2 separate regions of the Homo sapiens genome follow, and region 2 is linked to region 1. A link is a contact called in ENCODE Hi-C or POLR2A ChIA-PET data. All regions are on one chromosome and are shown on one strand. Each heading gives the region's core, a stretch centred on a gene start or an enhancer-like site at or near the end of the contact. The rest is flanking DNA. Distances are from core to core; before and after follow the strand shown. Region 1 holds the start of NAA11 (N-alpha-acetyltransferase 11, NatA catalytic subunit). Region 2 holds the start of GK2 (glycerol kinase 2).

Region 1 (6,474 bases), core at 3,849-6,348:
GAATCCCTATTAAATGGGATGCAAGTGAAGATTTAGACAGTTTTGGGGACTTCAGAGGAGAGGGGTCATTTGTCCCAGGTTTAATTAGTGGCATAATGGCAGCAAGATAACAGAATCCCATAGTTTTCCACGCCCAAGTTTGTGAAGCAGCAGAATAAATATATGTCAGGTGTTTATGTAGACAACCTCAGACAGCCTAACAGAGTTCCCTGGGCCATGCCATGGAGTGAGAGCAGCTGTATGATCCCATTGCTTCTAACTGGGCATGGAAGCAAAACTTCTCAAAGTCCAGAGCACCACTAGGATGTTTCCTATTGTGGCAGAAACTATGCTGTGTTGTTGCTGAACTCCTTCCTTTCTTTCCTGAGCACAAAGCTAAACTAAATATCATAGCCTCCCCTGCAGTTAGTTGGGTAAGACTTGACTTTTAAAACCTTTATTAACCACTATATACATTCTTTTCTCTCATCTGCTAGTTGAATGTATATGAACCAGTTGAAGGTCTTATGATCCTAGAAAATGACAAGAGTCATTGAATTAGGAGTTCTTAACCTGGGATCTATTTAATAAGATGTAGGAGAACCATGACCTTGGATTTGGAACAAAAACAATTCTGTATTTTCATCAACCTCTAACTGAAATCTGGCAATTCTTTAAATTATGAACATAGGAATCAATGCACAGTAGTATTAGCAATACTTGAGACTTTGTCACCAATAAAACTCATAGGTATTTTCATATCACATTATAGATACTTAAGGTATCTTAAATATCATTTATACTAAAATTTACTTTGAAATAATAGTAATTATTAGGCTATTCAATATGCTAACACAAAGCACATATATTACAACAAAAGTATTTTTAAAATAGTTTGATAACTATATCAATGAAATTGTTTTCCTTTGTAATCTGGTATAATTTTTACATCTTTTAAAAATTTTTCTGCTTCACCAGATTGCCAAAGGGAGCTACAGAAAATTAAGAATCCCTGTCTAAATGATCCCTGAATGATACCATGGAGTAGGGTCCATCTTTTCCCCTCTACTCCACATCACCACCACACTGATGACCCACATTGTACTATGATGTGAGAAATAAGATTTTATTGGGTTAAGTTACTGAGATTTGGAAGTTAATTTTTAGAGCAGTTAGCCTGTGCAGACTAATACTCATATACCCTTGCTACCAAAATGGTAAGAGACCTCCGGTTGGAAAAGACCCAGAAGTGAATCCTGAGGATCAAAGATTGGATGGGGCCATTGAATATGTCTCAGCAGATAACAACTCAGAAAGACGGTGAAGCTCAGTCTAGGAAACATTTCCTTCAACTTAGAAATAAAGTTCAATTACGGTATCATAAAGAAACAGTTCAATTATTCTTGAATTTGTATGCTGAAATTTATAACTGTGACACAACAATGAATTTTCTTATTTATTATTTCTCTCTTCTTTTACTACAGTGGCAGTTATTTTGTTTCTCATAGCAGATATTAAGTGCTTTTGAATTCATCAGTTTTATAGGTGTGTGTGTGTGTGTGTGTATATATATATATATGGTTTTAAAACAACCTCTGATTAGCTCTGTTCTCAGCTAGAGTTTAACAATGAAGAGAAGCAAATAACTACAAAGATGAGATCAATACTGTGTAAGTCCTTCTACGAAGGAATTTGAAAGTTGAAATTTTTTTTAAAAGGTTTGTGCATTCAAAGAGTCTTGAGAGAGCCCTCCAGGGTTTTCAAGACAGGTGTAAATTTGACAACGCTTTCTCAAGGCATCAAGTTTTAATTTCATCTTTGCTTTTAGACTGTTCTGCCGGCTTTATTTTTTAGAAAAAATGAATCAGTCACTGTGAAACTTTCAGGTTATTAAAAGTCAGATGCAAAATCTCCTCTGAGGACAGATTCTTTCTAACCACCAAAGACTTACTGTATCTAAATTTTTATAACATACTGAACTGTAACTGAATGAAAATAAAATGGGATTAGTGTGTTATAGCTTCGGTTTTGGCATTAAAATGCAAAAAAAAAGTCCATTTATTCTTAAATGCTATATAATATAAACATCAGTCTGTCTTGATCACTGCTGTATACTCAGCTCCAAGCCTAATGCCTGACAAATATTTTTATGAATGAGTAGACTAATCAAATAGCACTTACTGAAATTATATACAGAATACACTATTTATGACTAGACTTTGCCATGAGAAGTTGCTGCCTTTCATACATGTAAGGGTAAGGTGACTAGATTAAGATGTTAAAGCCTGTAAACTGCCAGTAGCTCACCGACCCTTGAAATTCCTAAGGCGATACAAAGTCCTTTGATGGAAGAAATACTGTGGTATATTATTACAATTAAGTTGTTTCTAACATACCAATCCTTTAAAACTTAGTTTCAGTGGTTTCTTAGTATTAGCATAAGTGTGTATTAAGAAGTACAAGAGCTGGGCGCGGTGGCTCACGCCTGTAATCGCAGCACTTTGGGGGGCTGAGGCAGGCAGATCACAAGGTCAGGAGTTCGAGACCAGCCTGGCCAATATGCTGAAACTCTGTCTCTACTAAAAATACAAAAATTAGGCCGGGCACGGTGGCTCATGCCTGTAACCCCAGCACTTTGGGAGGCCGAGGCGGACGCATCACGAGGTCAGGAGATCAAGACCATCCTGGCTAACACAGTGAAACCCCGTCTCTACTAAAAATACAAAAAAATTAGCCAGGCGTGGTGGCAGGCGCCTGTAGTCCCAGCTACTCGGGAGGCTGAGGCAGCGGAATGGCGTGAACCCGGGAGGCGGAGCTTGCAGTGAGCCAAGACAGTGCCACGGCACTCCAGCCTCGGCGACAGAGCTAGACTCCATCTCAAAAAAAGAAAAAAAGATACAAAAATACAAAAATTAGCCAGGCGAGGTGGCGGGCGCCTGTAGTCCCAGTTACTTGGGAGGCTGAGGCAGGAGAATAGCTTGAACCCAGGACGTGGAGGTTGCAGTGAGCCGAGATCGCGCCACTGCACTCCAGCCTGGGCGACAGAACGAGACTCTGTCTCAAAAAAAAAAAAAAAAAGTACAGTAATTGTTTTGGCTCTTTAACTTTTCATGCTAATTTTCACACATTCGAAAGAGTAAATGGCATAAGGAACCCCCTAAGTACCCATTTCCCAACCCAACAATTATCATTGCCATTCTTATTTCATTTTCCCTCTTTCAATCTTTTTCTTCTTTTTTTGCTGGATTATTTTAAAGGAAATCCTAGGCATCCTATTATTTCAGCTATAATTATTTCTGTATGTATCTTTAACAGATAAGGACTTTCTAAACATAATACAATACCATTTAGCTCCTCTAATAAAATTATTAGTAATTCCTTAATATAGTCCCCGTTCAAATTTTGCCTGATTATCTCAAAAATGTCTTATACATGGTTTGTTTGAATCAGTATCCAAACAATGTCCATAGCAGTTGAGTTTAATGTATCTGTAAAGTTTAACAGAAAATGCTTCATCTTTTTTTGTGTGTGTGCCATTTATTTGTTGAAGAAACCAGGTCATTTGTTTTGTAAAAACCTCTCATTCTGGATTTGGCTGTTTGCATCATGGTATAGTTTAACAAGTCCCTCTATTTTCTGTAAAATGGTAGTCAGATCTCATAATTTTCTTTTGGAAAGAATATTTCATAGGTAGTACTGTGCACTTCCTGTTGCATAAGGAGACACATATTTGTCTCCACGTTTAGTGAAGACTGACTACACTGACTTCAAGTGTTGTCAGTCTGATCCATCATTACAAAGTGCTCCAACTTTTACCTAATGCTATTAGCCATTGATGACTCTTGGCTGGGTCCATTATTTCATCAAGAGTTGGAAAATGATGATTTTATATTTCTATCATTATTACTAACTGGAATTCCATAAAGAAAAAAATGCCTTTCATCAACTACGTGGTTACCCTGAAATACAACTCATGCCCAAAAAGCAGGATAAATGCTTGTTTCTTCATTGAAATTAATCTACTTTCAGCATGAGCTGGTATCCTATTTAACTTCCAATAGCGTGTAATGAGTCTCCCTCAACTCACTCTAACTTCTCCCTAAGGTCACCAGGTGGTTTTTACCGTAAAATCTCGCAGGGCCAGAATGGGGTAAGACAGGATGGAATTGGGCAGGCCAAGGCAGGATGCAGGGATTTAGGAGAAGGGGGTACTGGGTCAGGGAAGACAGAATACCTTAAGCATGCTCTAGGAGGTGGAATCCGAGCTTTCTGAGCTGTCCTGGACGTTGGTGCTCTCCACAGACTCCTTAGGTTCTTTGCTGTCACTGCCACTTTCTTCGGTAGCCGGGTTCTTTTGCTGACAGGCCTCTTCAGAATCAGAAAGTGTGCTGCCCTGGGTCTCCTGGTTCTCCCTGGAGCCCAGGACCACATACCCGCCCTTCTTCAGGTCCATTTGTCGTCTCAGCTCATCTGCCATCTGCGAGAGATCCCGCTTCATAGCATAAGCATCTTCCCCATCTGCATAGTATTTAGGTTCCACCTCACTAATCTGAAAGTTGAGGGTGTTAGAATAAAGGTGCAAGGCTGGCCGGTTACTCTTCCTGACGTGCAGAGACACGTATTTGGCGTTAAAGTTCTCTATCATGGCCCTGGAGGCCTGGTCCATCAGCTTCTGGGCCAGGCCGAGGCGCCGGTGTGAACGCTTCACGGCCAGTGAGGTGATATGGCCATGCGGGACATCATCTGGTTCCTCCTCCATTTTGGCCAGAACATAGCCCACAATCTTCCCGTCCTCATCCTCAGCGATGTAAGAAAGCTGGGGCCAGGAAAGGCCATGATATAAATAGTATTTCATCTGGTAGTTCTCAGGAAGGCAAAGGAGGTTGCAGTGTTGCATATTCATCAGGTCGTCTGGCTGAGCGTTGCGGATGTTCATAATGGCAGAGGGTAGGGAACCGGTTGGACTGCAGTGAACCCAGAAGAGGCTGTCGCCGACCTTAAGGGGCACTGTTTGCCTCAGGAATCGAGTCCAGGGGGCTAACACCACCGGGCTGAATCGTGTGGAGGGCGGATGGCGGGAAGGCGGAAGGAGCAGGAGATGGAAAAGATGGTGCCAAACTGCGGCTTTCAGAAGTGCGTCACTGATCCCAGCCAATGAGGTTTCGCTTCATTGTGCGTGTGCGTGCGCAGGGGTTAGGGGGTGGGGAGAGAGGAGTTCATTGTGGTCGCCTTTGTTTTAAATAACGCGATCCATTGCAATTATTATTTTTGTTTCAGTTTTAACTTTTTGATTTGGGTACATCTGAATAAATTTTCACAAACTGGAGAAACCCATATAACAGGAACTTAGAGAAAATAAAGAACATTGTATCCCAGAACCCCCCCTCCTGTCCCCTTCCAGTACCTGCTTCCAACATCCCAAGAATAACGATTACCTAGACTTCCGACAGACTTTATATAAATGGAATCATAGTGCATGCATTATTTTTGTGTCAGGTTTTTTCAGTCACTCTTTGTAAGTTTCAGCCACCTCGTGTATAGCTGAGGGTTCTTTATATTCTTCCTTGTTTGATATTCTATTGCCTAAATATGTCACAATTTTTTTTATCAATTCTACTGTTACTGGCCATTTTGTCATTTTCAGTTTGGGAATAGTACCCCTAGGGTAGCTGAACATTCTAGACTTGTCTTTAGTTGGAACAAATGCATATTTATCTAGGATTAGAATTATTGGGTCATTGAATATAATGATGTTCAACTTTTATAAATACTGCCACTTTTTCAGAGTGGTTGCTCCACCTTCTCAACAGCATTTGCTATTTCCCCATTGTTTTTATTTTAGCCATTCTTTTGTAGGGGTAGAAGTATTACACTGTGGTTGTATTTGCATTGCACTGATGAGTAGTAAAGTTGAGCACTTTATATGCTTATTAGCCATACTGTGTTCTCTTTTGTAAATGGCTGCTCAGATTTTTTTGCTCATTTTTCTACTTGTGTGTCTTTTTCACATTAATTTTTGAGTTTTATCAAAAATATATTCTGGGTATAAGTCCTTTGTCAGATATATTTGTAATGAATATCATTCTTGTCTATTGATTGATATTTCCCTTTCTTAATGGTGATTTTTGACACCAAGCATGAATTTTAATATAGTTCAATTTTTCCAGTTTTAAAATTTGGTGGTTAATGCTTTTTGTGTTCTGTTTAATAAATCGTTGCATACTCCATGGTGACTGAAGGCATTCTTTTATATTTTCTTCTAAGATTGTTAGTTTTACATTTTATATTTAGATCTGCAATTGACTGAAATTTAGTTTTGTGTATGCTGTAAGGTATCAGTGGACCCAATATTCTTTTCCTGTGTGGATGTACAATTCATATAGCACCATTTACACCATTTTGTGAAAAAAGATTATTATCCTTTCTTCATATTACTGCATTGTTACCTTTGTCATAAATCCTAAGTTTTATTTGTAGATGCATTTAAAAATTTTA
Region 2 (6,695 bases), core at 355-2,854, 82 kb after region 1:
ATAGAAGGATCACCACCTTCAGGAGACTGACTGGTAACCCAACCCATTGACTTCATTACGGCTTTCTTCCATGTGGCATAACGAATTTCACTTTCTGTGGCCTGGATCTGTGGTTCAAATCGTTCCATCCTGAGAACTGACAAAGCCTGGGGTTCAAGGCTCCAAACGCTTACTCCCTCTGCAGCCCCTGCTGCCATGGCAGCTCCTAGTGCAGTTGTTTCAGGCATAAAGGGTTTTATTACTGGAATATGAAGAATATCTGCTTGTAGCTGCATAAGAACTTTGTTGTTGGTCATTCCTCCATCTACCTGCAAATGACGAAGTGGAATTCCACAGTCACGGTTCATGGCTTCCAAAATCTCTCGGGTTTGGAAACAAACAGCTTCTAATGCAGCAAAAGCAATATGACATTTATTGGTAAACTGAGTGAGGCCACAGAGTATCCCTCTTGCACTGGGCTCCCAATAAGGTGCATATAACCCTGAAAAGGCTGGGACAAAGTAACAGCCATAAGAAGTTCCTACTTCTTTAGCAAGTCTTTCAATGTCTCCTGAGGTCTCTATAATTCCAAGATTGTCTCTTAGCCAACGAATAACAGCACCTGCTATAGCAACAGAACCTTCCAGTGCATAATATGCTGGCTTCTCTCTGCCTAGTTTGTAAGCTACTGTGGTCAAAAGGCCATGTTCAGAAAACACACATTTACGACCCGTATTACACAGTAAGAAGCAACCTGTTCCATAGGTGTTTTTGGCTTGTCCCTCCTGGAAGCACATTTGTCCTACTAATGCAGCACATTGGTCCCCCAAACACCCAGATATTGGCACACCTTCCAGGGCTCCAGTTTTAATTAGGCCATAGATCTCAGAAGAACTGAAGACATTTGGAAGAAGGTCCATTGGAATTTCAAAAAAGTCACAGAGCTCTTTATCCCATTCCAAAGAATGGATATTAAAAAGCATTGTCCTACTTGCATTTGTTACATCTGTACAATGCACGCCTCCATTAACTCCTCCTGTCAAACTCCAGATAAGCCATGAATCAATGGTACCAAAAAGAGCTCTACCTTCTTCAACAGCCTTTTGGACGTTTCTCACATTGTCAAGCATCCAACGAAGTTTTACTGCACTGAAGTAAGTGCTGAGTGGAAGGCCTGTCTTAGACTTGACGAAGTTACTATTTCCTGGAATTTTTTTACTAAGATCCTCAACAGTAGTCTGGGTTCTTAGATCAAGCCACACCACAGCATTGTAGAGAGGCTCTCCTGTTAACTTGTCCCAGATTACAGTGGTTTCCCTCTGATTGCTGACACCAACAGCTTTTATGTTGGATATATCAATATTCAGTTCGTCAAGTTTCTCACACGTTCTCGCTATACACTCGTAGACAGACTGAAGAATTTCTTTAGGGTCTTGTTCCACCCATCCTTCTTTTGGGAACTCTTGTGTTAATTCCACTTTGTGATGACTAAGTAGTTCCGCTGTTTTTGAATTGAAAACCAGAAAGCGAGTGGAGTTGGTGCCCTGGACCACCGCTCCCACCAACGGCCCCACAGCTGCTGTCTTTGGGGCTGCCATGACACCAGTAGGTCGGCTCAGCAGCTCTGGGACCGTTTCCCAGGCCACGGCGGTGTTGGGGGCAGGGAGCGCAGCCAGTCAGGAGCACAAGGCGCAGGCGCAAGGCAACCTTTGCCCTTTAACTGGCGCGGCGCCTTCTCACCCCACCCCTCCAGCCCAGGCTTCACCTCCAGCCACTCAGTTGTCTTCTAAGATTTAATTTTTTTTTTTAAATCATATATTTATCCATGTAATTACAGTTACCGGCGTTCACTCTTTTGTGTGGATCTATATCTCTACGTTATCATTTTCCTTCTTAATAGTGCAGGTCTGCTGGAGATGAATTCTTCCAAATTTGAACATCTGAAATATATTTCATAGTAATATTCAAAGGTATTTTCTCGGGGTATAGAATTCTATTTGACATATTTTTTCTTTTTAAGTTTCAGGACCTTGGAGCTGTTGCTCTACCATCGTCTCTCTTGCTGTTTCAGGTGGAACTTTGCTATTATTTTTAACATGTCTATTTTTCTCTATCTTTAGGGTTTTGCTCTTTATCAGTGGTTTTGCCCAGTTTTATCATGAAGTGTCTTGGAATAGTTTTCTTATTTTCTTTGCTTGGGGTTTACTGAGCTACTTGAATCTGTAGGTTTACAGGTTTCATCGACTTTGAAAAGCTTTGGGCCCATTATTTCTTCAAATGTGTTTTATTCTGTCTCTTCTATCCCTTAGGGACTCCATTGATGCCCTACTCATTATAATTACCTTTTCTCCTTGTCCTTGATTTCAGATAGTTTCTGTTGCTCTCTCTTCAAGTTCACTAATCTTTTCTTCTCCAATGTCTGCTCTGCTATTAATTCATCCAGTACATTTTTCACCTCACATATTGTAGTGTTCATCCCTAGAAGCTCAATTTGGGTTTTTTAATATCTACTTAACTTTCTGAACACATGGAATACAGTTAGAATAACTTTTAATTTCATTTTCTGCAATTCTAACCTCTGTGTCAGTTCTGGTTCGGTTTTGATTGATTGCTTATCTCCTCATTATGGCTTGTATTTCCTGTTTCTTTGCATGCCTGATAAGTTTTAATTAGATGCCAAACATTGTGACTTTTACCTGACTGGGTGCTTGATATTTTTGTATCCCTATAAATGGTCTTGAGTTTTGTTTTGGGATGCAGATAAATTACTTGGAAACAGTTCAATTCTTTTGCGTCTGCTTTTAAGATTTCTTAGATGGCACAAGGATAGTACTCAGTCTGGGGCTAATTCTTCCTCTTTACTGTGAAGAGATCTTTCTATGTACTCTACCCAACACCCCTGACAAATGAGGCTGTTTGGAACAGTAATTCCTCCCAGCCCTGAGTGACCACTGGATACTGTTATCTCTAGTCTTTCCAGGTGCATCTTTCGTTAGCCTCAGTAGTTTTCTCCTATACATGCACTGATCAATACCCAACTGAATACTCACTGGGGGACCCTCTAAAGCTCTCTGGAGTTCTCTCTCTATGCAACTCTTTTTTCTCCAGTGCTATGCCTGGCAGAGTCTAGCTTCTTTGGTTTCTCTAGGCTCTCAGCCTAATCTCCTTGCCATAGGTTTCCACTGAGTTTCAATTGGGTTCCCTGTCTGTGCTGTTGCTTCAAAACTCTCTCAAGAAACTAAGCTGGGGAAATCATAGTAGTCATGTCACTTGTTTTTAATCTCTTAGAAATTACTGCCTTTCATTCCGTGATATCCAGCATTTTGTGAACTGTTGTTTTATATTTTGCACATTATGTGAACTATTTCATCTATTTTTTCCATTTTTGATTGTTTTAGATGAAAAGGTAACTCCAATCCTTTTTACTACATCTTGGCCAGAGTGGAATTCCACTAAATGGAAACTTAAATTTTCAGATTAACTATAGAGTCGGTGAATAAAGACTTATTTAATCATTAATTAAAATATATTGAATATGCAGTCAATGAATGGCAATTTTTTGTATTAGGGCATAGGCTACATTTCTGAATTAGCTCAAGGATAAGGCCCATTTGTGTTTAGTAAAACCAAATAGAACAAGATAGAAAATAACATAAAAATTAACTGTGATATTGTTATTTCACTATTTTATCTGGGTCGTATTTTTTATTTAAGCAAAAACCCTTCAGGAAATACTATGAAGTCTGAGAAAGAAAGAACATTGAGACTTAATTTGCGAAGTAAGGTATAGAAATTATTAAAAACTGGATCAGATTTTCCTGGTTGTGTCTTTGTTTCTAAAATTCTATCAAAGCTTTTCCAAGCAAAATTGTAGAGGCAACATTTACCCGTATTCCAGTTAACCATAACATGTCTGCATTTTCATGGAACAAATTTATATTTACATTGTTTTAACTTTTTTCTCTCCAGGTATTTGGCAAGAGTAAACATTGTGTGTATAGATTAATGTACGCAATAAAAAGATTTGACCCAGAGCTTCTTTTCTACATTCCCTCTCTCCGTTCACACCAATATTTACAAACAAATGTTCCTAATTCCATTAGGTTTTGAGTCTGGGAATACTTTAAGTATTTTGTCTTTAATACAAATACCTTATTTATAAAATCGTCAGTTCTGCTTATAAAGAACTGGCTTACATAGTAGTTTCACTGATAATAAATTGTAGCCACTAAATAATCAGATAATAAGTGTCCCAATATAGTTTAGAAAGTTTACCAAATTGCAATAACTTCCTTAGAGTAATTGCAAACTACTGATGGGTTTAACCAAAGCTGATAAACAGTATTTAAAACAAGCAAACGAAAACTAAGGAGCTTAAATGAAGTCCACTATCTTCTTTATTTCAAAAACAAAACAAAACAAAACCAACTAAAATTTTTGTTGTCTATAATAGCTTCTTTATATTCTAATGTAGGATTTAAGCACTTCTGAAATCTTTGTTGGCACTACCTTATTTGTGAAGGCATTCAATTTTACAAGAAAATTGTTATTTCATTTGTATTATATTCCACAAAATCATAAATGCTTTAATGGTGAACATACTATTCAGAATAGTTCAAACAACAAAAATATATGAGGGGATTTTCTTCAAAAAGTCTTTTATTATGGGATTGTTAAAAATAGAGTTGTTAACATACTTGACTTTGTATATTATTCATTTACCTTTAAGGCTACTCTTCTAAAGTGCAGCTACTTAGTATTGAAGGTTTTAAGTAGTGTTCACATTGTAACATTTAAAATTTACTCATTCAATCAGTAACATGGTGAATATGTTTTGAGAGGTTGCTATCTATGGATTTCATTATAAGCCATGATATAGTGGTGCATCAAACATTCTTACTGCCCTTATTATAACCTTTAAGTTAAGAACAGTACCAGCTTAACGTACTTATCTTAATGACATATTTTCCTGTGCATGTTTTAGAGAGCCACTTGTTTAATTATTTTTTTCCTGTTAAGCACACTAAATTGTAAGTTCAATGAAGTCAGGGACCTTGGTTATTTAATTCAATCCTGTATTTTCAGCACTTATACTCAAAGCAGGAATTCAAGTGGTATTTGTTGGATGGATTAATGAACACCACTAAATATGGCCCTCACTTTATTAAGCAATCATCGTAAAGTCAAGATAAATTTAATTTTGCTTGCCGGATAGGCTATTGGTTATTCATTTTTCTTTTTCTTTTTTTCTTTCTTTCTTTCTTTTCTTTTTTTTTTTTTGAGACAGAGTCTAGCTCTGTCGCCCAGGCTGGAGTGCAGTGGCACGATCTCAGCTCACTGTAACTTCCGCCTCCAGAGTTCAAGCAGTTCTCCTGCCTTAGCCTCTGGAGTAGCTGGGATTACAGGGGCCTGCCACCACGCCTGGCTAAATTTTGTATTTTAAGTAGAGATGGGGTTTCACCATGTTGGCCGGGCTGGTTTTGAACTCCTGACCTTAAGTGATCTGCCCACCTCAGCTTCCCAAAGAGCTGGGATTATAGGCATTAGCCACCGCACCAGGCCTCATTTTCAATCTGATATAATAAGATGGATTGATGAAGAGACAGAGGATTGTATAGATAGAAAGATATGATAAAAGTAGTATAATAAAATGATAATTATATAATCTGTGTGGTAGATACGATGTTGATGAAAGTTTTTTCAACTTTCTATATGTTTTCAAATTTTCATAATAAAATGTTAGGAAAGTGTGATGTAAATACAAGCTGATCAAGCTGCAAAACAGTGCAAAGAGACCTATTTCATACAGGCTCTTTTGTTTGGAGGGACAGTTGAGTGAATGGAATAAAAAAGTCGCTGTTACGTTTACATCAATTTGAGAGACTCTGTGGCAGAATAATCTAGTTGTAGTTGTTCATCCCAAGAAAACCATTAATTATGAATGATTAAGATAGTTGTACTTTCATTATAAGCATTTTCTTCTGCTTTTTATAAACTTTTTAAATTCTAGGAAACCAGCTGCCTGTTTAATGCCTTGGCTCTTAGAAAGAAATTGCAGACATCTAAGAATGCTGCCACTCTTTTCAATCTCGAGAGTGGGAATCAGTGGAAAGTTTAGATTTCACCAAATTTGGACTTATCTTAGTCATGAATTTGAGAGTGTGCAACCTGATGGTAAGAGCATTCATTTATATAGTTTGTGGCTAGCAAATTTGACTTTTTTAGACCATGTCATAACCAATGCATCATCACAGTTGGTAATCTTCAAAACACTGATGCATTTTTCTACATGCTGTTCCCAAATGTGCTGGACCAGCTGTTGAGAGCCATACCATCCAATCGCCTGGAAGACCTCTTCTTGGACCACAAATCACCTAACGTACTATCCCTCTTTGTTCTAATGAAGAAAGGAAAAATTAAAGCAAGCTACCGTGGTTTATTACTCATGTTTTCTCTGTTATGCATGGGCCGTGGGAGCCACCGCATTCACATTAGGAGCCCTTGGCATTTTAGGTAAGCATTACATGACAGACAAGCCAATGAGTTTAATATTCACGGATCTGGAAGTGATTTTATGAATATTTGAATCTTGAAATGTTTGATTGATTGTGTGTGTGTGTGTGTGTGTGTGTGTTCTTTGTCATTTTCTCAGTGAAAATTGCCCTGACACTGATCTCAATGTTAATGTATTCCTGCTTACATTTGACTTTGGAATA

Evidence for each region. A loop is a pair of places that touch in the nucleus more often than their neighbours do. ChIA-PET counts read pairs that join two places held with the same protein, here RNA polymerase II (POLR2A).
Region 2: a loop to region 1 is called in a map of posterior vena cava, with 19 times the contacts of the local background. The contact joins the promoter of GK2 here to the promoter of NAA11 in region 1. A Hi-C loop is called at or near these places in 1 of 168 maps with a recorded cell type or tissue (posterior vena cava). POLR2A ChIA-PET finds 5 or more read pairs at or near these places in 2 of 52 experiments (GM12878 and activated T-cell).

Annotation. Positions count from the first base shown.
Region 1 is chr4:79,320,963-79,327,436 of GRCh38, forward strand. It overlaps NAA11 (N-alpha-acetyltransferase 11, NatA catalytic subunit), which reads right to left and starts at 5,099. Exons shown (of 2, transcript NM_032693.3): 1 at 4,214-5,099. The coding sequence starts at 4,915. The coding sequence ends at 4,226.
Region 2 is chr4:79,406,624-79,413,318 of GRCh38, forward strand. It overlaps GK2 (glycerol kinase 2), which reads right to left and starts at 1,605. Exons shown (of 1, transcript NM_033214.3): 1 at 1-1,605. The coding sequence starts at 1,577.